Regions from separate parts of the Homo sapiens genome. Here regions 2, 3, 4 and 5 are each linked to region 1. The links are chromatin contacts, found by Hi-C or POLR2A ChIA-PET in ENCODE. All regions are on one chromosome and are shown on one strand. The core of a region is the stretch at or near the end of the contact, and the rest is flanking DNA. Distances in the headings are between cores, read along the strand shown.

Region 1 (4,497 bases), core at 291-2,790:
AGGACATAGAGAGAGGCAGCACACACGCGGTTGATGGTGAAGCCCGGAATGGCCACAGAGGCTAGAGCCTGCCATACAAAGGTGTCCACCACAGCCACAGTCACCCTGGCGCTGCGGCCTGCTTCAGGGCTGGGCACCTGGTGGGCGCAGAGACACTTAATCCAGCTGGGGCAGAGGCAGAAAATCCTGCGACAAGGGGCACGAGGCTAGACCGGGAGGGGCAAGTGGCCAGTGGACTTGTCCGCACCCAGGAGTGGGGTACAGTCTGCCACATCCAGTTCGGGGAGTGGGAGTGTGGGGGCAGGGGTACACTGTCCTACAAACAGGACTGTCTATGGACTGCACTAGGCAAGGTTGTAGGGACTGGAGTGTCCCACAGGGACTTTATCACATGCAAGGCTGTGGACTGAACCACACAAGAAGAGAGCTAGGGTTGGGGGTTGGAAAATAGGCTAACACTCACCTCTCCAGCCTTCTTGCCTTTGTCAATGGCATCCGCCAGCACGTAGGAGCTGGCCACGCCATAGCTCAGCCACACCACCGCCGCTGGCACAAGAGAGCGGAAAGCCTCGCCCACCTCATTGGCATAGCCTGGGGGAGGGAACATTTAATTCCTAGGCTCGCAACTGTTCCACGAGGGGGCGTTGGAGCAGGCTGGTTCTCATCCTAGCCAGCTAAGCAGTCCCTGGGTGACCTTAGGCAAGTGACTTGACCTCTCTGAGCCTCCCTTTCCGAGATGTAAACTGGTGCCATGATGCCCACCTCGGACTCGGGCCACTGAGGGCGGACTGAGCACTGAGTCACTGTTACCATTGCTTATTGGTTAGATTTCCTGGTCTTGGTCCCAGGAGTAACTGCACTAATGAGGTGACAGGCACCCAGAGGGGCAGAGTGATCGAGGGCAGCGCCACTGACCAGACGCTCGCCAAGTGCCAGGGCTTTCTGCGCTTTATCCCATTCCACCCTCGCAACCACCACCCAATGAGAGAGGCCCTCGTGTGTATCTCGTTTGTTTTTTGTTTTGTTTTTGTTTTTTTGCCGAGGAGGAAACTGAGGTTCAGACAGAGCCAGTGCGTGTCAGGACCGAAATGGGAGTGGAGATCCCGACTCCACAGCCAGCCAGAGCGCATGCCAGAGCGGGCAGCCCGCTCACCCCATGGGAGCTTCCGCCCTGGGCGACCCACCAGGGTAGTGTGACCTTGGGCAAGTCCCTAGCCCTGTCTGAGCCCAGTCTCCGGCCCAAAAGCAGAATGAGAACTAAGATCATCCCGCCTCCTCCAGGCCCCGGGCGGGCGTCCGGCGACCCCTGCTTCTCCAGCCCAGTGGTGGTGGGGTCGCCGCGCCCGTCGCCCCGCGCTCACCCAGGTATCGCACCCACGTGTCCCGGTAGAGATCGCGCTCTGCGCCCCGCGGCTGCGGCTCTGACATGACTCTCCCGCCACGGCCCCGGCCACTACAGCCGGTACTGGCTCCACTGCAGTCTCCGCCGCCGGCACTTGGGTCTGCCCGGCCGGGACCCGCCGAAAGTCCCGCGCCGAAGGACAGGTCAGGAAATCTCCGCCAGCAGGGAGCGTCTGCAAATTCCCCCCGCGCACCGAAGCCCCTCTCCCAGGCTCGGGTTTTACAGACTGGTTTTCGTCACGTTTTCTCTGAGCTGTTGGCGCTAATCGCTCCCAGGACTGAGTGTAGGTTTTGGAGCCAAAGAGACAGGGGATCAAGTTGGGGGATGCTACACTGCAAAGCTTGTGACCTCGGGCTTATCCAGCATCTCTTTATTCATTTGTAAAAACGAGGGAGGGACACAGGCTGGGCCCGTTGGCTCACGCCTGTGATCCCAGCACTTTGGGAGGCCGGAGGCGGGAAGATCTCTTGAGCCCAAGGGTTCGAGAACAGCCTGGACAACATAGCGAGACCTCGTCTCTACTAAAAAAAAAAAAAAAAAATTAATGTAATAAATAAAATGGGGAACACAATAGTGTCCACTCCCTAGGATGGTTCCGAGGATTAATTATAACAGTCACCATTTATTGAGTTTATTGCCAGTCTACATGTTCGCTAAAGGACTCTCCATGTCTTACACCTGAAACCCTCCCACCAGCCTGGGAGCCCGTTTTACAGGTGAGAAAATGGAGGCACAGAGAAGGTGGGTCATTTTCCCAGAACACACAGCTGCTAAGTGGTGAAGTTGTGATTTGAATCCAAACAGTGTGGATCCAGATCCCGTGCTCTTAATGCGAGCTCTAAATGAGGCTAGAGGAGTGAACGGTGAGCCCCTGGGAGGTAGGTGCCTGGACTCTGGAGTCCCTTCTCAGCAGTCGCCATGTATAACTAGGAAGCACTCGCATTTAACTGGATCAGTATGTCCCCAGACTGAGCTTCTTGGGGACAGGATGTTGGATGAATTAATTAACGAATGAATGAATCGGGCAAGGGAGACAGAGTTGGGGTTAGTGATTACAACAGGAGGAAGCCTTCCCCCGCTGGACCTCAGTTCACCCAGGTGAGCAATGTGTGCACTTCACTAAGTCTCTGTGACTCCTTGGCGGGTATAATTGAGCGGCGTTGGAGACAATCCTGGGTTCAAATCCTAGCTGTGCCGCCTACTGGCTGTTAGCCTCCCTGAGCCCCAGTTCCCACGTCTGCAAAAAAAATGAGAGTAGCCAACATTGACGAGCACTTACTTATACCAAGCTCTTAAGCGCTTTGCACGGCTTATTTCCTTTAATCTTTGCAACAACCCAAAGTGTAATAGTAAGCACAGGGTTTTTGCGTGATACCCGGTAGGCCTTATTAAGAATTAGCTCTTATTTTCATCAAAGGTAGAGAAAATGAGTAACTATTGAGGCCCCCGCTGGCTCCCTACGGAGGCCCCCGCTTTCAGCCCTAGGCGCCTCTGTCTTGTAGGGCTGTATAGGACAGTCCGGTCAGCAGTTACCTCAAGCTGAGCTGGGCTTGTAGGTTGGGGAGGGTGGTGGGTGGGAGAAAAGTTGATGGGGAACGCAGCGGTTCCCACCCCCTGAAACACCGGCAATGCTGGCGTGGAATTATTAGACAGTCCCTAAAACCACGTGATCGCTGCTCCTCCGCCTCCCTCTCATTCTGGGCCCAGTGCTAGCTCCGCAGGCGCTCGCCCGGACTCACACTTGGCTCGCACGGGCTACGCGGCACGTACTGAGCAGCTGGCGGGGCAGGGTCTCCGCCGTCACTGTGAAGGCCGTGGGGAGCATCCTTAGTGCCCTGATCAAAGATGGCGGAAGACAACCCACCAGCTGGACCAATCAGAAGGCAAGCTGGGCGTGGCCCCTTGGGAAAGCTCACGCTAGAGAGCCGAGGAGGATTTCTGCGCATGCGCCCTATCTATTGGCGTGAAACGGCTGCTGGGTCCGGGTCCCTGACGCCGTCTGAGTTTGGGCCTCTTGAGTGAGAGGCAGCGAGGAGCCTAGCGGTGGGCATTGAATTTCACTCCCTGCGCACTGAACGTTGCTTTATTCATTGGTTAATTTTCCTAACAGCGTTGTAAACCCAGGCCGGGATGTCCTGAGCGTTCTGGCAGAGGCCCGTGCAGCCTCGGCCCCTTCCGGTCCGCGCTAGCCTGGCCTTTGCCCTGAGCTCCCTCAGCTTCGCAAGATGAGCTTCCCAGACGGGGCCGGGGCCTGGCTCTGAGGGAAAGGCGTTCCCGCCAGGTCTGGGGCCGCCTTCCCATGTTCTCTAAAGCCCAGCACCTGTGGTTCGTTGGCGGGGCTCGTGGGATTGGGGTAAGGGCTGTGGTTTCGAGGCCGTCTGTGGCCGCCCCCAGCCCCTAGTCTGCGAGACGCCGGCCCCGCCTTTGGGCGGCCTCCTGCCTGGGGGGCCTCCAGGCCTGGCTACGCCGACCGGCACCTGAACTCCCTGCACGCGTTGCATGCCTCCCACAGAGATGGGACTGCTTAGTAAGACCTTGCTCAGGTCAGTCAGGAAGCGGGTTGGCGGGCACCGCGGGACACTCAGACTGGCAAACACCCTCTCCGAGTGCTGCTCTCTTGATCCCACTTAGCATTTTTGTCTCGGGGTTGCTCACATGGAGGACTGCTTGGTGAGAGGCCGGTAGCACTGAAAAGGGCACTGGACGATCTGCTTTTAGCATTCACTCCCACCCCCAACCTCCCTGGCCCTCCCTGCAGCTGCGATCCCTGTGGGTCATTTCCCTGGCGCTTTGTTTGCATGGAGAACAGCGGGTGGGTACCCGAAGTCCCAGGAAGCTCTGAGTCACTGACAATCATTAGTAATCAAAGAGGCAGGCCGTGTGGCCCAGGAGTTGCCAAAGTCTCAAAGTGAGGGAGAGGCCAGCCTGTCTACCGAGTGGGAAGATGTGTGCTGACTCAGGCCACCTCCTGAGACCTGGGAAAAGCCAAAAGCTACCCCAGCCTCAGTGCTAAAATGTTTGGAAGAGTTTCTGATCCCCACCGTAACTCTAGCAACCAGCTACCCTGCTACTCCTCATTGCGATCTAAACTTATG
Region 2 (4,941 bases), core at 1,207-3,706, 790 kb before region 1:
CACTACATGCCTTCCTACCCTAGGGCCTTTTTATGCTGTTTCCTCTGCCTGGAATGCTCTGTGAGCTTTTTTTGCCAGGCTAACTTTTACTTATCTCCAGGGGTCAGCATAAACTTGCATTTTTAAGAAAAGTATTCCCTTCAAAAAAAAAAAAAGTAGAGGATGGGCATGGTGGTTCATGCCTGTAATCCCAGCACTTTGGGAGGTTGAGACAGGAGGATGGCTTGAAACCACCGTGGGCAACATAGTGAGACCCTGTCTCTACCAAAACAGAAAAAAAAGTAGAGAAAACCCTCACCCCTGGTGCACTCTTACAGCACTTATCTCAATTGTTTACCTTAACTATTATAGCATTTATTGCAATTGTTACAATTATTTATTGTCCATCTCTAGGATTATTAAGCACCACAAAGCCAAGAACTATGTCACCACTGTACTCAGCATTTGGCTAAGTATATGACACAGAAGAATCCAACAAATATTCTTTGAATGAAAGAAAGAATGCATAAACTAATGCATCTAGAGGCTTTATGCCTCTAGACTATTGTACTGTGAAACCTTTCACAATTTTCTAAGAAACAGGGTTCAAGACAGGCAACCTATATTACACAGCTGTTAGAAAAAGTTACTGGAAATCGGCCGGGTGCGGTGGCTCACGCCTGTAATCCCAGCACTTTGGGAGGCCGAAGCGGGCGGATCACAAGGTCAGGAGTTCAAGACCAGCCTGGCCAATATGGTGAAACCCCATCTCTACTAAATATACCAAAAAAATTAGCCGGGCGTGGTGGCGGGCCCCTGTTGTCCCAGCTACTCGGGAGGCTGAGGTAGGAGAATCGCTTGAACCCGGGAGGCAGAGGTTGCAATGAGCCAAGATTGTGCCACTGCACCCCAGCCTGGGCGACAGAGCAAGACTCCATCTAAGAAAAAAAAAAAAAAGTTACTGGAAATCATTCGAGTTGAAGGACTCTGTAAGCTTAAAAAAAATCTTTTTTAAGAGACAAGGTTTTGTTTTTAAGAGATGAAGTCTCGCTATATTGCCCAAGCTGGTCTCAAACTCCTGGACTCAAGCGATCCTCCTGCCCTGCCCTCCCAAAGTGCTGGGATTACAGGCATGAGCCACCACGCCCAGCCTAAAAAAATTTGTTTTAGGCATTTCCACCCCTAGCTCTCTCCAGAAGTCTGTTATCACCAGTGAAGAGAAAATCCCATGCTCCCTTGCTGAGGAAGTGACCCACTGGTAGCCCAGTCCTTGCATTCAAGATGAAGGAAGTGACTGTCCACAGACGGAAAGCCAGGAAGCAGGGGGCAGATAGCCAGCCCCCCTCCACCTCAATACCCTCTTGCCGCCTCTCCAAAGCTTCTGGACGCTGACCCTGGTGGACCCAGAGGTGGGCCACCCACACAGGTGGCTGGGAAACATAGGAGACAGAAGGTTCCTACTGCTGGGGGAAAAGATGGGGAAGGCAGGAAGCTGCAGGGTGGTGTGTGAGGTGGCGGGGAGGTGACTGCAGGTGCAACTAACCCAACTCTGAAGCTACCCTTCACCCTTAGACAACTCTTCCTTCCAGGAGGTGTTTGGCCGAATCCCTCTAGTCTTTAGTCTAGAGAGGCCAAGGGAGCTTCCACAGGAGGACTCAGAACCCCAGGTGGCCTACTTTCGCCACCTGTAGCAGAGATCTTTGGGCCCCAAAAAGAATGGTCCGATCTCTCCTTACCCTTAGTCCTGTCCTAAACCTCAAGGGGCTCCATACTCCCTTATTTTCTGCAAAGAGCTCCCAGCCCCGGGGGACTCCCAGACACCAAGATGCCCGCGAGAAGCCTTGGGTCTTGGCAGGGAAGTCACATCCTCCATTTCCCTCAGAAAACCCAGAACCCGGGGTAACTCTCCTAATTGTCCTGAACCCTAGAGGATCCTGTACTCCTCAAATTCCACAGAGCTTCCACTATAAGAGAACCCCATGCTTTTCAACTTCCTTAAAAAGGGTTAATTTGGGGGTCTGCGGCCGCCAGGTCCCTCCAAAAAGCTGGATTCCTGGCAGACCCAGAATCTCTTCCTCCCCGGGACCTCAACTCGCGGGAAGCCTCCCAACCCGCCTGCCCCTCGGAGCCCTCTGTCTCCAGGATGCCCTGCCTCCCCATTCCCGGAGTCCCACCCTCCAAATGCCTGGGGAGCGCTGTGCCCACCCCGCCTCCCAGCTTTTCTGAGGAGCTCGGACCCACGAGGACCCAACCAGCCCGAAACCCCCGAGAGACAGCCGGTTTCCCTCAGGCGCCATGGAACCGGACTTCGGAGATAACAGCGGGACAGGGCGGAGCAGCCCTTCCTTACCCGCCAGCGCGGACATGGTCCCGGGAGCGCGGAAATGGGGAGGAGGAGGCGGGGGACACAGCAGCTCCCCTCAGTTCCCTACAACTCCCCTCAGCTCCTGCCGCCGCCGCCTCAGGCGCGGGAAGACCACAGCCCCAGGCGCGAACGGGATGCACCGCCTACGGCGCCCTGGGAGGACCAAACCACACCTGGCACAGGGGACTGCCCGCCGACGCCCCGCCCCGCCGCTCTCAGGCCTCGCTCCCGAGACGCGGCCCCGCCCCCTGGCTCTGGCTCGGGCTCTGCAGCGGCCCTGGCGCCCCCTAGTGCGAGCGGCGTCCCCTCGAGGTGCTCCCGCCGGTAAGGTTGATTCTGCGGGGGCCGGAAGTCTCAACACGGATGACAGTCCGCACCCATCTAGTCGCCCTCATTTACAGATAGGGAAAGTTAAGGATCAGAGGCTAAGTTCGACTACATTGAAATGGCTTCGCTCATTAGGAGGAGAGCCGGGATGGGAGCCCAGGCCTGCTAACTGCCAGTTCAGAGCTCTTTCCAGTAGTGTTTGGAATCAGGAATATTACAATGGAGGAGCCAGGTCTATCCCACAAACAGCTTTGAGGATGGACTTTTCTTAGAAGCTTCTAGCTCAGAGAAACCACTTCTCTGCGCCACTATGAGTAAGCTGACAGTAAATAATCTCTAAGTCAAAGACAGTTGGAGGCGACCAACCAGCATTCCAGGAGCAGATCCTCAGCCAGGCCAATTAGGTTTAGCGCAGGACGCTGGAGCTTGTGCGCCGCATTGGAAGACGAGCACTCCCCTGCAGGAACATGGGCCTACCATTCCCAGGTCTTCCAACCTTTCAAAACATGCCAAAAATCCAGATATTTAGGTGAAATTTGCCACTTTTAAAAAATGTTGATAGCATCAAAAAGTTCTTAAAATGCCATGTAGACCAAATGAAACACACCTGGCCACTAGATTTGCCCTGTGGGCTGCCAGTTTACAATCTTCTATGAGGAGGAGGGATTACAGGACTAAGAGTTAGGACAGCTGACTGGGTTATGGCAGCTGCTAGCTGGCTGAGTAGCTTTGAGAACCACTTCCGCTCATTAGGTTTGGAAGGAGATTGGGGTCCTCTGTGTGATTAAGATATTAATACATCATCAGCCAGGCCAGCTGGTCCCTGATGACCCACCCTCCCATCAGATTCTCTCACGCTGGGTCTTTCACAATTGTCATTTCCTTACATCAGATTTAGATCACAGGAAACATGTCCAAATGACCAGAAAGAGGATGGAGCCCAGGGAAATGGATTCTGTCCCCTCCACCCCCACCCCTGACCAAAGACAAAGTTCAACCCAGCTGCCTCTGGTCCCAGCAGTTGGGTAAGCAAAGGCAAAGGCAAAGACAAAGGCGAGCACAATTCTCTTCCTTCCTGCTCTAATTCAAACCGGATGCCGGTCAGATTTTTCTCTTCTGGGTGTGGCAGGTGGCTCACGATGTCCTGAGTGTGCACAAAGTGCTGGGGAGGAGGGCTCTGTCCCATTTCCGTTAATTCCTGGGAACTCTTTTCAGTACTCAGTTTTGTAGTTTCTGAGGAAATCATTATAGTAAACACAAGATTGTGTATTGAATTAAAGTGACAGGAATCCAGAGACTCTCCTGACAAGCTGCCTCATGGCTAGCAAACAGGGGACAGGGACTTTCCCCATCCTTCCTACAGAAAGATGTAACACTGTATTTTCCCAGGCAACAAAGCACTGGCATCCTGGGAACCAAAACCTCCTGGGTGTCTTCCCTCTCCCTCCGTTCCACACCAAGGCACCCAGGTCTATCTCTTCTCCCTCCTCATTCTCTCTCACATTCCACTTCCTCCTACCTCCAGCCTCATGGTCTTCACCAGCAGGGAGCTGGGGAATAGCCAAGTCCCCCAAGTTCCTCCCAGGGAAGTTCAGGCGACTCTGAGAAACACAAGTTGAAAATGTAATGGAAGGGAATAGCTTTCTATAGAAATGCTATAGCCAAGAGATATATTTTTAATATGGACCCAAAGAACATTCCAGAAATCACTTGTGAACTCAAGGGGGACTTCTGGAGGGTAGAGAAAGCCTGGGCAGGGAGTAGACCAACTGAGTTTCAATAGCACCCAGGTTACCTGTCCACAGTTTGTTTCACTGGCCATAGCTTGGTCAGTCCCTAGGGCCAGATCCTGCCAGCCGCCTCACAGTCAACTCTCTGAGCCTAGGATCCTGAAACCTGGACCTTGAAAAACAACTCAAGGTTCTGCCCTCTTGAAGGTACTGGTCCACTGGTACCCAACCAGACTTGCCCAGTGTCACTTCCACTTGCTTCAAACTGAGCCAGTCTCTGCCCTCCCTGAATCATCCTACCCAAAACTGACTGTGTTAATCTTCCAAAAGTATGTTTCTGGACCTGTCATCTCTCTGTTCAAAACCCTTCAACAGCACCCCACTGCCTACAAAATAAAAGCCAAACCAGTCCTCATGAGCTGACTACATCTCACCCTGCGGACTTGTCTCCCTATTCCCTTCACTCCAGGACTCTGCTTTTTCCTGAGCACATCCTGCCTTGCGCCACCTGCCATTCCTACAACAACCAGCTCTCCAGGT
Region 3 (4,852 bases), core at 1,083-3,582, 970 kb before region 1:
GGGATTACAGGTTCGTGCTACCATGCCCAGCTAATTTTTGTATTTTTAGCAGAGACGGGGTTTCACCATGTTGGTCAGGCTAGTCTCGAACTCCTGACCTGTGATCTGCCCACTTCGGCCTCCCGAAGTGCTGGGATTACAGGAGTGAGCCACCGCGCCTGGCCCTACTTTGGTTTTCTTAAGATGAGATCTCGCTCTATCACCCAGGATGGAGTGCAGTGGTGCCATCACAACTCACTGCAGCCTCAACCTCCTGGGTTCAAGCAGTCCTCCCAACTCAGCCTCCCAAGTAGCTGAGACCACAAACATGCACCACCATGCTAGGATACTTTTTTTTTTTTTTTTTTTTTTTGAGACAGAGTCTAGCTCTGTAGCCCAGGCTGGAGTGCAGTGGTACAATCTCACTCACTGCTACCTCTGCCTCCTGGGTCCCGATTCAAGCAATTCTCCTGCCTCAGCCTCTCAAATAGCTGGGATTACAGGCATGCGCCACCATGCCCAGCTAATTTTTGTATTTTTAGTAGAGATGGGGTTTCACCATGCTGGCCAAGCTGGTCTTGAACTCCTGATCTCGTGATCCACGCCTTGGCCTCCCAAAGTGCTAGGATTACAGGCGTGAGCCACCGCACCCAGCCTTTTTTTTTTTTTGGTACATCTTCTTTCATACCTATGGGGACCCCTCATTTCTAAGCCCATAGAGACAGGGCTTTGCTGGTTCCGAACTCCTGGCCTCAAGCAATCCTCCCGCCTCAGCCTCCCAAAGTGCTGGAATTACAAGGGTGAGCCACTGCACCCAGCGCATGTAAATCTATTTTGTATCAGTGCAGGATATAAATAAAACTACAGTACACTTAGACAATATTCATTTGCCTCTGAAACCGGCAGAATAAAAATAAACACAGTTCAAGAATTCATGCTTAGAAAATATAAATCTACTTTAGTAGAACATCTTTAGTTATTTTTCTGTTTTTAAAAAACTTTTTTTTTTTTTTGAGATGGGGGTCTATGTTGATCAGGCTGGTCTTGAACTCCTGGCCTCAAGTGATCCTCCTATCTCAGCCTCCCAGCATGCTAGGATTGCAGGCGTTGAGCCACTGCACTGGGCCATCTTTAGTTATTTTTAAACCACATGTATGTACTATTTTGACAAAAATTATACCTAAAAATATATATATTGAAGAAGAACACAAACCTTCTCCTGGACCTCCACCACCACCACCCTTTGGAGTAATGAGTTCTCGACGAAGCTTAGCAAGACGAGCCTTAAGCAGCCCTAAGTGGTGTGCTGTGGCCTTGTTCTTTTGAGTCCGAGCCATCTAAAAGGGAGGAATCACAGCCATAAATTAGAAGCAGTGAACGCTTCCCCCAGCTTTGAGAGGATAATTTTTTTCCCCAAGTCCTACTAATGTTAGCACACCCAGTTTACAGGCTTTAAAAGAGTAAAAGTCCATTATCTCCTCCATCCAGCTCATTTCCCTCACTACAAAGCAAAGCAAAGCCCAAAGAGGAAAGACGATTAAGGTCATTCCAATTAGTGCCCCCAGACTAGACTGAAACCCGTCTGCGGGTTCCTTTTCTACTATTTGCAGCTGTTTGGATCCATCTAACACTGGGACACCACTTTCCTAATTGTAAAGCGCTCTCAGGGCCGCACGCAATGGAATCACACACTATCCAGGCGGAATAAACTGCTCCCACACAGATGTCATTTTACTTCCAGATCCGATTACCGGGAGCAAATACTCTGAATCAGGGGGTCATTAGGGTAGACACTGGGAAAAGGGGGAATAAGGGGGACGCAGCGAAGGATGATGAGGAAAGATCCTGAACTATCTGACCAAGTCAGAGATGGAATAAGGGACAGGATTCAGTGTTTCTCAGAGCAAAACGGAAAGAAACAACATCAGAACAGGAGCCAAACACTGGGAGGGGGAACGGACTAAGGGCCTAAGGTGCAGGGGTGCGGAACGCGGGCCCGGGCAAAGGGGAGTCCGAGAGCGTAGACGCGGGACGAGGGGAAAGGGGGCCCTGACTGAGGAGAGTCGGGGACTCCTAATCGTGGCAGAGGGCAGTCGGAACACGGGCCTCGCTGAGAGAAGTCGCGGAATCTAGGCCCGGTCCTGACGCGGCTCAAAGGAGAACAGGAAGGAGCGACGCCACCAAAGAAGGAATGCTCAGACTAAGAGTGAACCGCCAGCTGCGTCCATTACCTCTGCTTCTATCTCCGCGATCTTAGCTAAGGTGCTGCTCATCGTGGCGAGTACCCTGTGGCCTCCACACTGTCTCCCTTCACACACCCGCGGGCAAACTGCCACCGCCACCAGGCGCTACTGCAGCACGCAGGCGCGGTACTTCGAATTACCGCGAGAGAGTTCCGCGTAGGGGTCACCGCGAGTCGCAAAGCGTGGGGCTGTCTCCTCCCCCTCACCCGACCCCGCCCCGTCCCGCGAGCCAGTGCGGTGTCATAGAGCCCGCGGGAGCGGAGGCCAGAGAGGCCACCCCTGTCTGGGCCTCCCCGAGCGCGCCGAGGGTCGCGCGCAGCTCGGCCCCGCCCAGCGGGACCCGCTCCCAGCTGCTCTGCATGGTACTGAACGCTTCAGTGCTGGAGACCCCAGGGCGTGGTGCAAAGCCGACTCATGCTCCGCACCCCTGTTCCTCGCCAGCATCTGCGGGTCCTGGGTCCCTTTTTCACAGCTGGGGTGACACCCCGACGCCCTCCATGGTCTTGGAGGGAGTAGAGACCCATCTTCAGCCTGCCTCACCCCCTTGGATAAAGAAAATGCCCCCTTTCTATCATTCAAAATTATTTTTAGGTCGGTTTTGTTTACTCCGAACCCCGAGTAGAGCACATGGGGAGCCCAAAATAAGTGCATACTTGAATGGATAATTCCCAGAGAACTGCTGCTTGCAACATAGTTTGTAATACCAAAAAATTGAAATCTATATTAACACCCATCAGTAGGAAAATGGATAAATGAATAATGCCTCTATCCTGTTTTTGAAATATGATTACAGCCGTTAAAACGTAGATCTGTGGTCTGACTGGCTACCCAGGACATGTTAAATGGGAAAACAACTAGCAGAAGGGCACCTACGTAGTGATACCATTTATGTTATTTTTAAAATTAAATGTACATTTATATAGGTGTACGTGTATGAACGTGCAGTTTAAAGGCCTAAACAGAAAAATACATCAGAAGCTCTTAACTGTGGGATGGGATGCAAAGAAAAGGCCTTTCACATTTTATTCCACAGAATTTTGAAGTTAAATTTTTACAAGACGAATGTATCCATGTATTACTTGTGTAATAATAAAATTTAAAATTTCAAAAGACTCCTCTTCCCCAAGTGTCATGAGGAAGCCAGGACGTCCAGGAACTATGTGGTGGTTTTGAAAGCGGTTTGCCTCAGGATCAATGGGTTGTTTTGATAGATTGATTATTCCAGCGGGAGTCGACAGGCCAGGCTTAACCCACAGTCGACAGGCCAGGCTTAACCCACAGGGCTGGCCTCCACCCAGCCCTGGGAGGGAAGTTTAATTTAGTTAAATTTGTAAACAAGAACTATTCTAACTTCCCAGAGACAAAAAAGGGAGGTTTTCTTGTGCATAAAGAGGGAGAAACAGAAGGGAAAGCTTTTACAGAAGGTCCCCAAAGGGCCAAAGAGAGTTTCTTCTTTCTTTTCTTTAACCTCAGCCTTTTTCATAAATAAATTAAGGGATGATGAGGTAATTAGATCCCACACTATTAGCAATGGAGGAGGGAAGATGAGGAGGTCCAGCTGGAATGGGACATGATCAAAGATCAATCTTAAAAGACAGATAAAATCAAATCAGCAGGCCTATCCTAACTTGAAGTACTTAAGGAATTAATTGGCTGACAATATCAAGGGCATCACTGCTCTGTGAGTAGGTGCTCCTTAGCAAATCTATTATATGAGGCCTGCAGATAAGTTAACACTTACTGCTCAAAGACACCCTGGGACCCACCTTGGGGCCCTGAACTGTCAATAGGCACCAAAGAGTAATACTCATTTTCCCGAGTCCTGGGTGGCCATCCTGTTCATGCAATCGTTATTTACAGAGCTCCAACTGCTGCCTGGCACTGTGACAACACTGGGGACAGAGTAGAGAGTGAATCAGATATGTTCCTGCACATAACAAGTATTTAGGCCGGGCGCGGTGGCTCATGCCTGTAATCCCAGCACTTTGGGAGGCCGAGGTGGGTGGCAGATCACGAGGTCAGGAGATCGAGACCATCCTGGCTAATACGGTGAAACCCGGTGTCTACTAAAAATACAAAAAATTAGCCAGGCATGATGGCATGCACCTGTAGTCCCAGCTACTCAGGAAGCTGAGGCAGGAAAATCCCTTGAACCCGGGAGGCGGAGGTTGCAGTGAACCAAGAATGTGCCACTGCACTCCAGCCTGGCGACAGAGGGAGACTCAGTCTCAAAAAAAAAAAGTATCCAGGCTGGGGCTGGGCACAGTGGCTCACCCCTGTAATCCCAGCACTTTGGGAGGCCGAGGCAGGTGGATCACCTGAGGTCAGGAGTTCGAGACCAGCCTGGCCAGCATGGTGAAACCCCGTCTCTATTAAAAATACTAAAATTAGCCGGGCGTGGTGGCGGGCGCCTGTAATCCCAGCTACTCAGGAGGCTGAGCAGGAGAATCGCTTGAACCCGGGAGGCAGAGGTTGTAGTGAGCCGAGATCATGCCATTGCACTACAGCCTGGAGCCAGGACGACAAGAGCGAGACTCTATCTCAAGGAAGAAAAAAAAAGAAGTATCCAGGCTGGGAGGCCAAGGCCAGGACCTTAGGTTCAGCTCCTAAGAGCCATAGCTACCCCATGT
Region 4 (4,601 bases), core at 1,892-4,391, 660 kb after region 1:
AAGATACTCAGTAATAGGCAGAATACACCAAGCTTGTCCAACCCGTGGCCTGCAGGCTGCACGCAGCCCAGGATGGCTTTGAATGAGGCCCAAACACAAATTCTTCAACTTTATTAAAACATTATGAGATTTTTGCACAAACCATTGTTTTTTGTTTTAGCTCATCAGCTATGGTTACTGTATTTTATGTGTGGCCCAAGACAATTCTTCCAACATGGCCCAGGGAAGCCAAAGGATTGGATACCCCTGAACTATACCCTAGGGTGGGGAGTGGCTAAGACCCCTAGGCCAGGGTCTTTCCCCCAGCTGAGGCCATAGTGCTTCCCCATGGCCAAGACAGTGAGGTATTTAAGAATGGAATTACTGGCTTAGAAGCCAAAGTTGACTGTAATATCTCCAACTCTGGCTCCTGTTTTGAAAACCAGAATTCTTTGGAAGTTAATGGAAAACTCAAAATAGCAGATTCTGCCTTTGGGGTGTTTGCAGAGGGCTTTGAAGTGGTCTCAAATTACTGACAAGTGAAGATCAGGTAGAGTTAACAAAGCAACCAATGTAGAAGCAGGTCTCAAGGGCAATTCACATTTATTTCCTGAGCATGCTGACTAAACATACTTCAAACACAGCAGAAGGTAAAGAGTCTGTTTTGTAAGTAAAGCCGTTTCTTGCCAACAGCGAATGGTGGTCCATGAAGAGTACCTTGAGCATCATCTTCAAGCTGAGGCTCCAGCTCTGGGCAAACAGCTGCTGGGTGGACCTGGTCCTTCTGGCCTGGATGGGGGCCTCCAAGGAACTACTTGTTCTCATACTTGTGCTTGATGTGTTTCCACAGCTTCTGCATTTTAAAGACAAGAGCCACAAACTTTGACCTTTGCCTCTCACATTTTACAACTACTCCCACTGCCCTGGTCTCTAAAATGAGCTTGGGGGAAACACATGCCATGTCCTGATTAAAAAGATACACTTGTGGTGGGCAAACTCGAAGCAATCCTATGCTTGATGCACATTTTTTTTTTGAGACGGAGACTCGCTCTATCGCCCAGGCTGGAGTGTAGTGGCGCAATCTCGGCTCACTGCAACCTCAGCCTCTTGGGTTCGAGCGATTCTCCTGCCTCAGCTTCAAGAGCAGCTGGGAATACAGGTATGCGCTACCCGGCTAATTTTTGTATTTTTAGTAGAGATGGGGTTTCGCCATGTTGGCCAAGCTGGTCTCAAACTCCTGACCTCAAGTGATCTGCCTGCCTTGGCCTCCCAAAGCGCTGGGATGACAGGTGTGAGCCACCGCGCCGAGCCTTCATGCATAATTCTTGGCATTTATAAAATACTATGATGCTTTCAATCACCAGGTGAAGTAAGTGGAAAGGGGTGATCTTAATTTCACAGGAAATTCAGTTTGAGATTGAGGGAAGTGCCCCAAAACACACAATTATTAAGGAAAACAGCCTGGAAGATGTCTCAGTTCTTCAACTCCCAGGTATTACTGAAGAGATTATAAGTGCGTAGTCCCAAAATATTTCACCATGAGCCATTTAAGACATTTCCTGGGACCTAAATTGGCTGAAATTCTCATTCCCAGAAGCACAAGAGGTTGAGCACAGTGGCTCACGCCTGTAATCCCAGTACTTTAGAAGGCTAAGGCAGGAGGACTGCCTGAGCTCAGGAATTCAAGACCAGCCTGGGCAACATGGTGAAACCCCATCTCTACAAAAAATACAAAAATTAGCTGGGCGTGGTGGCGCATGCCTGTGGTCCCAGCTACTCAGGAGGCTGAGGTGGGAAGATCACTTGAACCCAGGAGGTCAAGGCTGCAGTGAGCTGTGATCATGCCACTGCACTCCAACCTGGGCGACAGAGTGAGATCCTGTCTCAAAAAAACAAAACAAAACAAAAAAAAGCACAAGGAAAATGGGTGAGTTATAACAACATACTTGGATGTCTCTCCAGATCAATGGGAGTGGTTAACAGAACCACTTGCAAGAGATGGGACAGTAGCAATGCTTTCATATGGGGCAGGAAGTTGCACTGGTCACAGGCAGCATAGCACTAGTGGACAGTGCCTTCCCGGGCTGCAGAGTCAGACAGTCTCAAATTAAAAACACAAGTGAGTGGTGGAACAGGGCTATATGTATAAGGCCTACTCCAGCACAGTCATAATTTAGCGATATAAAGCATGCACTGCACCTAGCACAGTGCATGATACATAAAAGTCAAAAATGTGTTGCGATTCCTACCTCATGCTTCCACTTTCTCCTGAGGAATGTAAGCAATGATTATTTTTCAGTGGTACCACCTACCAGGCATGTGGCACCCTGCCTGCATCTCATGTAATCCTCACAATCGTGCTCAGGTTACTATTAATATCTCCATCTCACAGTTAAAACGGAGTTCAGAGAAGAAACTTGCTCAACTTAATGCCACAGTTAAGTGACAAGGACCAGTGTTCCTATCCAAGGCTTTCTGATTTCATAGCCCCCACTCTCAACCATTAATACCAACTGTCTACGTGGGAAGCCTTGGGGACCAGAAGCGCCGTCTGAAACTTCAGCCACGGCGTCTAAGGTGTCTAACGTCCTTTTCACGACCGTCGCCTGCTCAAATCTGCCCTTGAAACTCTGAGAGACAGGGGTCCCGTTTCTGGCCCTGACTTGCCCCTGGCTTCCTGTGCAGCTAGTAAGTCCTTTGCTCTCACTAGCCTTTAGTTTTTGCTTCTGATAATGGGCAAGTGGGTATGTAGGGTGGCACACAGCAATACTTACAACCCCTGCAAAATGAAATATATTAACCTCGCTTAACGTTTTAGAATTCACATCAAGCCAAGGGGACAGACGGCGGACTCGAGACAGAAGACGCCGACGGTTTACCCCTTACCCCCTTCCTGGTAAAAGTATACTGAGTCCCATCCCACCTCTACTCCACTGTCACCCCTCAGGCGGGTCCAAGGTCAGGGATGGCACAGGCCCTCACCCCCTCGTTGATGTGGTCGTAGATAGCGTCCGCGCCTTGATCGAAGGCGCGCTCGAAGAACATGACGCCCACGATGATGGTGAGGGCGAAGGTGGAGGTCCTGCGGAACAGCAGGGAGTACAATTTCGAAGTCAACGTCGCGGCCGCCATGTTTCTTCACAGTCCAACTCGCGCCACCGCGCCTGCGCTGGGGCCGACCTCGTTCCCCAAAGGCCCTAGACGTGCAACACTTTATGGGATTTGTAGTTCCTCTGAATCTCAGCCTTCGTGTTTTGAACCACAGAGGTATTCCTATCCTGGGAATGAGGAAAAAAACTCAAAAGGTTCATATCAGGACAGCCCAGATAATCTGATAAGATTTATTACCCAATTTTTCTTCTCCAGAATTCCTGGCTGTTAGAATATGTCAAACTACAACTCCCAGAAGCCCTCGCGCGCCATCACCTTCTCCCCGCCCTCCGCCCAGTCCCGGCTTAGATTCCCAAAGCTCTCTGGGAAGGGCGAACTGATGGCCAAGGCGAGACTACGAATCCCAGCAAGCAGTACGCGACGCGAGGACGCAGGAGGAGGAGCCCGGAGCTGCAGCCACCGGGGAGCCAGGTACCTTCCGCGAGACGTCGAGGGGCGAGTCCTAGTCTCTTTTCTCCGCACTGGAAGACTTGAACACTTCCTTCTCTGTGCGTACGCCCTGCGGCGGGACGCACCATTTCTTGGGATAGGGTGTGGATAGAGGGGCGAGGGCAGCTGGGTTCCCGAGACCCTGGCTCAACTCTTCGCCTTGTCCCCTGCACCAGCCCCAAGTCTAGGCCAGGAGCTGGAGCCTGCGGCAAAAGTCTTGTCCTGGAGGTTAAACCCTTCACCCTGGATTAAGGGCAGGGACGGATCTGCCCTGCTTCCTGTTCCTCTCACCCCTGGGCTTCGCACCGGGCAACCCTGGTTTGGAAGGCTGGAGACTTGGAACCTGCTTGGGATTGAAAAGAGCAAGGGCTTTGGAGTACCTGGGGCATTCAACAGATGTTTTCCCAGCGCCTGTTCTGGTCCCTGCTCTGGGGACCCAGCAGTGAACAAAGTCCTTGCTCTCACAGAGCGCTCAATCTACGGAGTGGGCGGGTGGGGAGATGCAGTACAGCAAACAGATAGTGCTTTGGTTGACTGGAGAGGCAGTGGTGGTGACATTGCACCCTGGGTAGCTGCTCTGGGGGGTGACACTTGACTAGAGACCTGAATGAATAGTAGAGTTGAACAGGAAAACGTTGGTGCAAAGGCCTTGAGGCAGCTACAGTCCTGGGATGTTTGAGGGAAAGAAGTAGAGTGGACTGTGAAGAGGTTGACTCCGGTCAGCTCATGTCTGGCCTTGGAACCCACCTTACGGAGTCTTGTTTTCTTTGGTTTTTGTTTTTAGAGACAGGGTCTCACTGTGTTGCCCAGGCTGGTCTCCAACTCCTGGGCTCAAGCAATCTTCCTGCCTCGCCCCCCAAGGTGCGTGAGCCACCGCGTCTGGCCAAGGAGTCTTGTCTTTTTCTAGTTGCACTAGGAGGCCATTGAAGGGTTTTCAGGAGAAATGCGACAAGATTTAATGTGCACTTTAATGTCATCATCCTGGCTGGTCTATGGAGAGTGGACCGCAAGGGGGAAGTTAT
Region 5 (4,708 bases), core at 2,194-4,693, 540 kb before region 1:
TGAAAACAAACAACAGCAATCCAAAAAAGAAAACACAAAAGTCTGATTAACACTCTCGATTTGTGGGAACTGTCTCGCGAAGCAGCACACAGAAACTAAGCCTTATACTTTAGGAGAGTAATTTGATCGGATTCAGGGTACTGGGCATTTTTTGGTGAGGAGAGGAAGTGGCTCCACAAGTGCCATAAAAAGAACTGAGATTTTAAGTTTATATACCAACAATAAAACAAAGGAGACATTGCCCCTCTTCCTCTTCCAATGCCTTCCTCAAACTGTCTTATGACCTTCTCCTTTTAAAAAGCTGTCCTTTCATCTTAACAAGATTCCATCTTAAGTAGGAGAAAATAAGGTCTTGGTCCTTCTGTATGTAATACCCCATCATTCAACATATTGGTTTCTCCTTATGTCTGAGGGCTCCCTAGATCAAAATTTAGAATTAAAAAACATTAAAACATAAACATGATCCATATCTAGCGACTTTTCTCCTCATTAAGAGTAATGTAAGTTATCACATAGCAATTAAGAAAACACTTACTGAGTGGTTATTCTGATAGCCTGCTCTCTAAACTCCTCCTTCCTAATAAATGCATCTTGATATGTTGTGGTGTATGTGGGCAAAGATGCACTAAACAAGGACCCTGCTTTCAAGGAGTCTGCTATCTGCAAAGACAGTAAATGCAGGCAAGTAACTATTTTACAGGATTTTGTATACAGATAGAGGATACATAACGAAATGTCATAAAACTTTAAAGCTCTATTCTGGCTAGTTAGGAGACTCATGGAAAAGAGGGCATAAGAGTTGGATACTGAGAAAATGGCAGTTTTGACAGATGAAAAGCCACAGAGCAGCAGTTCCAAAGTAGAATGAGAGTATGAACAAAAGTGCAGAGATGGTAAAGGATAAGGCATTTTGGAAAATGGCAAGTACCATAATTCACTTTGGATGGAGCATCCTCAGTTTGCACTGAGGGTCTGGACAGAAACTCAGGTCTTCTAATTCCCAGTAACAGTGCTGGTGGTAGTGCTTGCTCAGTCGTTGTCTCTTTTCTCACAGCAAGGTCAACAGTCCCAAAATTCAAAAATAAAAAAAAATCTACCTCCAGTGTTCCTGCCGCATCGTGACAAGCTCTTTCGGGTTCCAGGTCCAGGTCTTGAAAATCTGGAAATCTGGAGTCCATGGCTGTGGCTACACTGAAAGTTATCTGCTCCAACTATTGCAGAACACTGTAGTGAAATCTTTTCAACCTCCAATCCTGGACATCTCATGTTTTGCCACAGAATTTCAAGCTTTGAGTTCCAGTTGTTTTTTTTCCCTCCTTTCTGCTGAGGAAAGCATCTTATCACCACAGTCTTAAGTCTTTTGAGGTACATCCGGATTTAATTACAAAAGAGCAAAAAGACCAACACTTTTTTTTCTCCAAGTCATTTCTCTGGAAGTGAGATTATCTGTCTCTGCCCTTTAGGAAAAGGGAATAGTCAATTGATTTTTTCAGACATTTGAATGAAATAGCATAACTGGCTAACATCTAATCAGACAAAATACACTTAAATGTGTTTGTGTTCACTTGCTTAGGGCTGTACCACTTGGTGAGCACCACTCCACAAAACGAAAATGTTTGAAATCCAATTGTTCAAACATTTTTATAGTGTTTGTTGGATAATGGCCTGAAATTTGATAAAAGCAGCTGACAACTAACAAAGAAGCAAAAACTGGCATCTTGGACATCCTAGTATTACACTTGCAAGCAATTAGAACACAAGGAGGGCCAAGGAAAAAGTTTAGCTTTGAATCACTTCCAAATCTACTGATTTTGAGGTTCCGCAGTAGTTCTAACAAAACTTTTCAGACAATGTTAACTTTCGATTAAGAAAGAAAAAAACCCCAAACATCTTCAGGAATTCCATGCCAGGTTCAGTCTCTTCCAGTGAGCCCGCTTGCTAAAAGTCCACGTGCACCATTAATTAGCTGGGCTGGCAGCACCATGTAAAAAGAAGCCTATTCACCACCAACCACACAGCCTAGACATGTAAAGTAGGATCAAGTAATGGATGACAACCATGGTCGTGGAATATGGTCAATGAGAGTCAGAAAAGTACAGGCACCAGTACAAGCAGCAGATAACAGAGTTGACGGGCCAAAGGATAAAATAGGCTTATTTAAATAGGATGCTACAGAACACATCCACTCCTAATTGTAGCTGCTTTACACTGGGTGCCATTGTACCATATGCATCAGCCACCCTTCAGGCACCCCATGGTGAAAGAAAAGGATTCAGAATAGAAGCCAAGCAGGGGACTGTTGTTAACCCCGAATATCCATTATGCATAGAAACAGCTCACATATCCCAGGGACTCAAACAGGGCTTCAAAATGGTTGTGAAGGGTCCCAAATGACATCTAGGCCTCAGTTTCCTCTCTGTAGCATGAAGAAATTGTGATTCTTAACTCTTCTGGGTCACAGCCCCCTTGGAAAACTTGCTAGCGATGGATCATCATTCCCCTAAAACGCACATTCCCACAAATTCCCATCATTCCCCCAAACCGCACATTCCCACAATTTCAGGAAGTTTGGGGATCCCCAACTCCAATCCAAGGTTCCCAGGTTCAAAACCCAAGGATTGGGGAACTGCTAAGTTTTCTTACAACTCAAAAAAAATTATAAACAATAACCATCCTTTACGTACACCCACGCTTTATAGTTTACAAAGCGATTTCAACCCCACACACATTGATAGGCAGAGGAGGAAACTGAGGCGCAGACAAATTACAGAGTGACTCGCCTAAGGTCACTCCGCCAACTGGTGGCTAGGCCCGGAAGAAAACCCAGCTCTTCCGACTCCGGAGCTCGTCTCCCCACCCCGGGGCTGCCGCCAGAGCTCCCGCCCCTCACTAAGGCGGCATAAGGAGGAAAAGGCAAAGTAGAAATCCCACAACCAACCATCCTCCGGCCCCCTCCTGCCCCCCCAACTGGGTCCTTGCAGGCCCCGAAGGGTGGCGCCAGGCCTCCAAGCCGGCCCCGGCCACCCCCGCCTCCCCGGCCGCTCCAAATCCCGCGGCCGCTGCCGCCGCCGCCTCCCCCGGAGCGGGGCGGAGCAGCTGCCCGCCGCCGCCGACCACCCGGACGACTCCTCGTCGAATCGCAAACGCATAGGCCGCCGCCCGAGTTCTGCGTACGAGAAGAAAGACGCGGCGCGAGCGCCAACGGCCACCGGGCGCGCGCCGCGGCGGCCGGGCCTGCGCCCCAAGAGCTGGATGCCAGAGCAGGAGAAAGAGCCGCCAACCGATCGCTCGATCGACCGCACGCCCGTTCCTTCGCCCTACCAGACCCGGGAGGGGGGGAGGGCGCGCCAGGGCTTCTTCGATTTAGGGGCCTGACTCCCCGGCGACGAGACAAGATGGCTCCTCCGGTCCGCACCGCAGCTACCGTCCCGGCTGCGTCGCTCGGCCCGCCCCCGGTACTGTTTCTTTAAATGGCGGAGAGGGTCAGGAAAGCAGGAAGAGAGGCGCACGCTGTCACGTGACAGGGGCGGGACCGGCCAACCAAGATCCGGTCACATGGGGACACGCAGCCCGCCAATCAGGAGGCTGTACATCAGGGCGGGGGCGGGAGGAGCTGCAGCTTTGTGATTGGCTGAATGCTCCGCGGAGGCCTCGGGGGCTTGGGGCGTCGGGGAGTGTGCGAGGTGGCCGGGGCTGTGTGCACTATCGGAGACAAAGCGGTGGCTGTGGTGTCTGTGACGGCGGCGGCAGAGCAGCTCTAAACGCCGAATTTCGTGTTGCTGAATCCTGTCACCATCTCAACTAGCGCGGCGCGCGGGCGGCGCGCGGGCGGCGGCGGAGGCAGCGGCGGCGGCGGCGGAGGCGGCAGCAGCACATGGTTCCAAGAGCGCTCTGCGGCTGTTGGGTTCCAATTCCGCGGGGAGGGACAAAGGCAGTTGTGAGATCCGGGTAGTGCCCGGTCAGGTGGTGCGCTCGCCACTGCCCTCGATCCGGTCCTTGGAAGCCGGGAGTAGCTCCTCTTCGTGGGGAGGCGGCCACGGGACCGAGGCCCGGGAAGGGCCTGGGAGGCTGAGGCTGTTGTCTGAGGGACGTGGGGGCGGGGCGCGGCCTGCCCGAGGTGCTGTGGGCGGGTCATTTGTGAGGTGTTTATGTGGGCCAAGTGTGAGGTAATCTGACCACCACCCTGAACTGGGTTTGGTCCGGCTTTGAAAAAAGAAATCGTGAGTGCCTAGGAGCTTTTTCACTTGGGAGGTGGTGAAGCTGCAACTTGCGCCATATAACACTCCGTCGACATCTTGGTCTCCGGTCTTGGGCCTGTTTAAGAATCCTGGCATCACGTGTGGCGAAGACATGGCTGATCAGTTTTCTGACAGAAGTGGGTAAATTTCCGCGTTGGTAAATTTCCTGACAGGAAATTTCGGGGAACCAAAAAAGGCTGGAAGAACATGAAGATGGAGCAGTCATAAACCACCCACTCAAGGACCATCTCCTTCAGGACCATCCACACGAGACTCAGATTGTCTGAATTGAGCTATCGCAACTTAATGCTAAAAGCTCCTTAAAGCTACAGATTTATGACATAGTTCCTTCCAAAATATTACATCATAAATCATTGAGAAGATTAAAAAAAAACACTTGAAGAAATTGTAGTTTTAAACATCTCTGCATATATTTTGGATAGCTACTAGGTTACTTTAACTGTCATTAA

Evidence for each region. A loop is a pair of places that touch in the nucleus more often than their neighbours do. ChIA-PET counts read pairs that join two places held with the same protein, here RNA polymerase II (POLR2A). Pooled maps may share reads with other maps.
Region 2: a loop to region 1 is called in a pooled map, with 17 times the contacts of the local background. The contact joins the promoter of LIMK2 here to the promoter of MTFP1 in region 1. A Hi-C loop is called at or near these places in 1 of 37 single-sample maps with no recorded cell type and 8 of 50 pooled maps. POLR2A ChIA-PET finds 5 or more read pairs at or near these places in 1 of 52 experiments (MCF 10A).
Region 3: a pooled map shows a loop between it and region 1 (7-fold over the local background). The contact joins the promoter of DRG1 here to the promoter of MTFP1 in region 1. A Hi-C loop is called at or near these places in 1 of 37 single-sample maps with no recorded cell type and 6 of 50 pooled maps. POLR2A ChIA-PET finds 5 or more read pairs at or near these places in 1 of 52 experiments (OCI-LY7).
Region 4: a loop to region 1 is called in a map of CD4-positive, alpha-beta T cell, with 18 times the contacts of the local background. The contact joins the promoter of UQCR10 here to the promoter of MTFP1 in region 1. A Hi-C loop is called at or near these places in 6 of 168 maps with a recorded cell type or tissue (B cell, CD4-positive, alpha-beta T cell, CD4-positive, alpha-beta memory T cell and 2 more), 8 of 37 single-sample maps with no recorded cell type and 13 of 50 pooled maps. POLR2A ChIA-PET finds 5 or more read pairs at or near these places in 1 of 52 experiments (CD4-positive, alpha-beta T cell).
Region 5: a loop to region 1 is called in a map of B cell, with 19 times the contacts of the local background. The contact joins the promoter of TUG1 here to the promoter of MTFP1 in region 1. A Hi-C loop is called at or near these places in 4 of 168 maps with a recorded cell type or tissue (B cell, CD8-positive, alpha-beta T cell and naive thymus-derived CD4-positive, alpha-beta T cell), 9 of 37 single-sample maps with no recorded cell type and 14 of 50 pooled maps. POLR2A ChIA-PET finds 5 or more read pairs at or near these places in 6 of 52 experiments (CD4-positive, alpha-beta T cell, HEK293, WTC11 and 2 more).

The regions. Positions count from the first base shown.
Region 1 is chr22:30,422,811-30,427,307 of GRCh38, reverse strand. MTFP1 (mitochondrial fission process 1) reads right to left here and starts at 1,540. Exons shown (of 4, transcript NM_016498.5): 1 at 1,362-1,540; 2 at 464-591; 3 at 1-137. The coding sequence starts at 1,428. SEC14L2 (SEC14 like lipid binding 2) reads right to left here. Exons shown (of 12, transcript NM_012429.5): 12 at 2,005-4,497. RefSeq lists enhancers at 161-721, 722-1,280 and a silencer at 2,898-3,007.
Region 2 is chr22:31,209,813-31,214,753 of GRCh38, reverse strand. LIMK2 (LIM domain kinase 2) reads right to left here and starts at 2,456. Exons shown (of 16, transcript NM_005569.4): 1 at 2,330-2,456. The coding sequence starts at 2,345. RefSeq lists enhancers at 848-1,773, 2,736-2,915 and a silencer at 2,356-2,755.
Region 3 is chr22:31,397,084-31,401,935 of GRCh38, reverse strand. DRG1 (developmentally regulated GTP binding protein 1) reads right to left here and starts at 2,332. Exons shown (of 9, transcript NM_004147.4): 1 at 2,211-2,332; 2 at 1,193-1,316. The coding sequence starts at 2,252. RefSeq lists enhancers at 2,223-2,272, 1,400-2,305 and a silencer at 2,393-2,672.
Region 4 is chr22:29,765,909-29,770,509 of GRCh38, reverse strand. It overlaps UQCR10 (ubiquinol-cytochrome c reductase, complex III subunit X), which reads right to left and starts at 3,141. Exons shown (of 2, transcript NM_013387.4): 1 at 2,962-3,141; 2 at 97-832. The coding sequence starts at 3,111. The coding sequence ends at 791. ZMAT5 (zinc finger matrin-type 5) reads left to right here and starts at 3,503. Exons shown (of 6, transcript NM_001003692.2): 1 at 3,503-3,638. RefSeq lists enhancers at 3,010-3,059, 2,969-3,618, 3,420-3,649, 3,619-4,268.
Region 5 is chr22:30,968,000-30,972,707 of GRCh38, reverse strand. TUG1 (taurine up-regulated 1) reads right to left here and starts at 3,443. Exons shown (of 3, transcript NM_001396518.1): 1 at 929-3,443. The coding sequence starts at 3,351. The coding sequence ends at 2,890. It overlaps MORC2 (MORC family CW-type zinc finger 2), which reads left to right and starts at 3,934. Exons shown (of 26, transcript NM_001303256.3): 1 at 3,934-4,708. RefSeq lists a silencer at 2,923-3,172 and an enhancer at 3,203-3,532.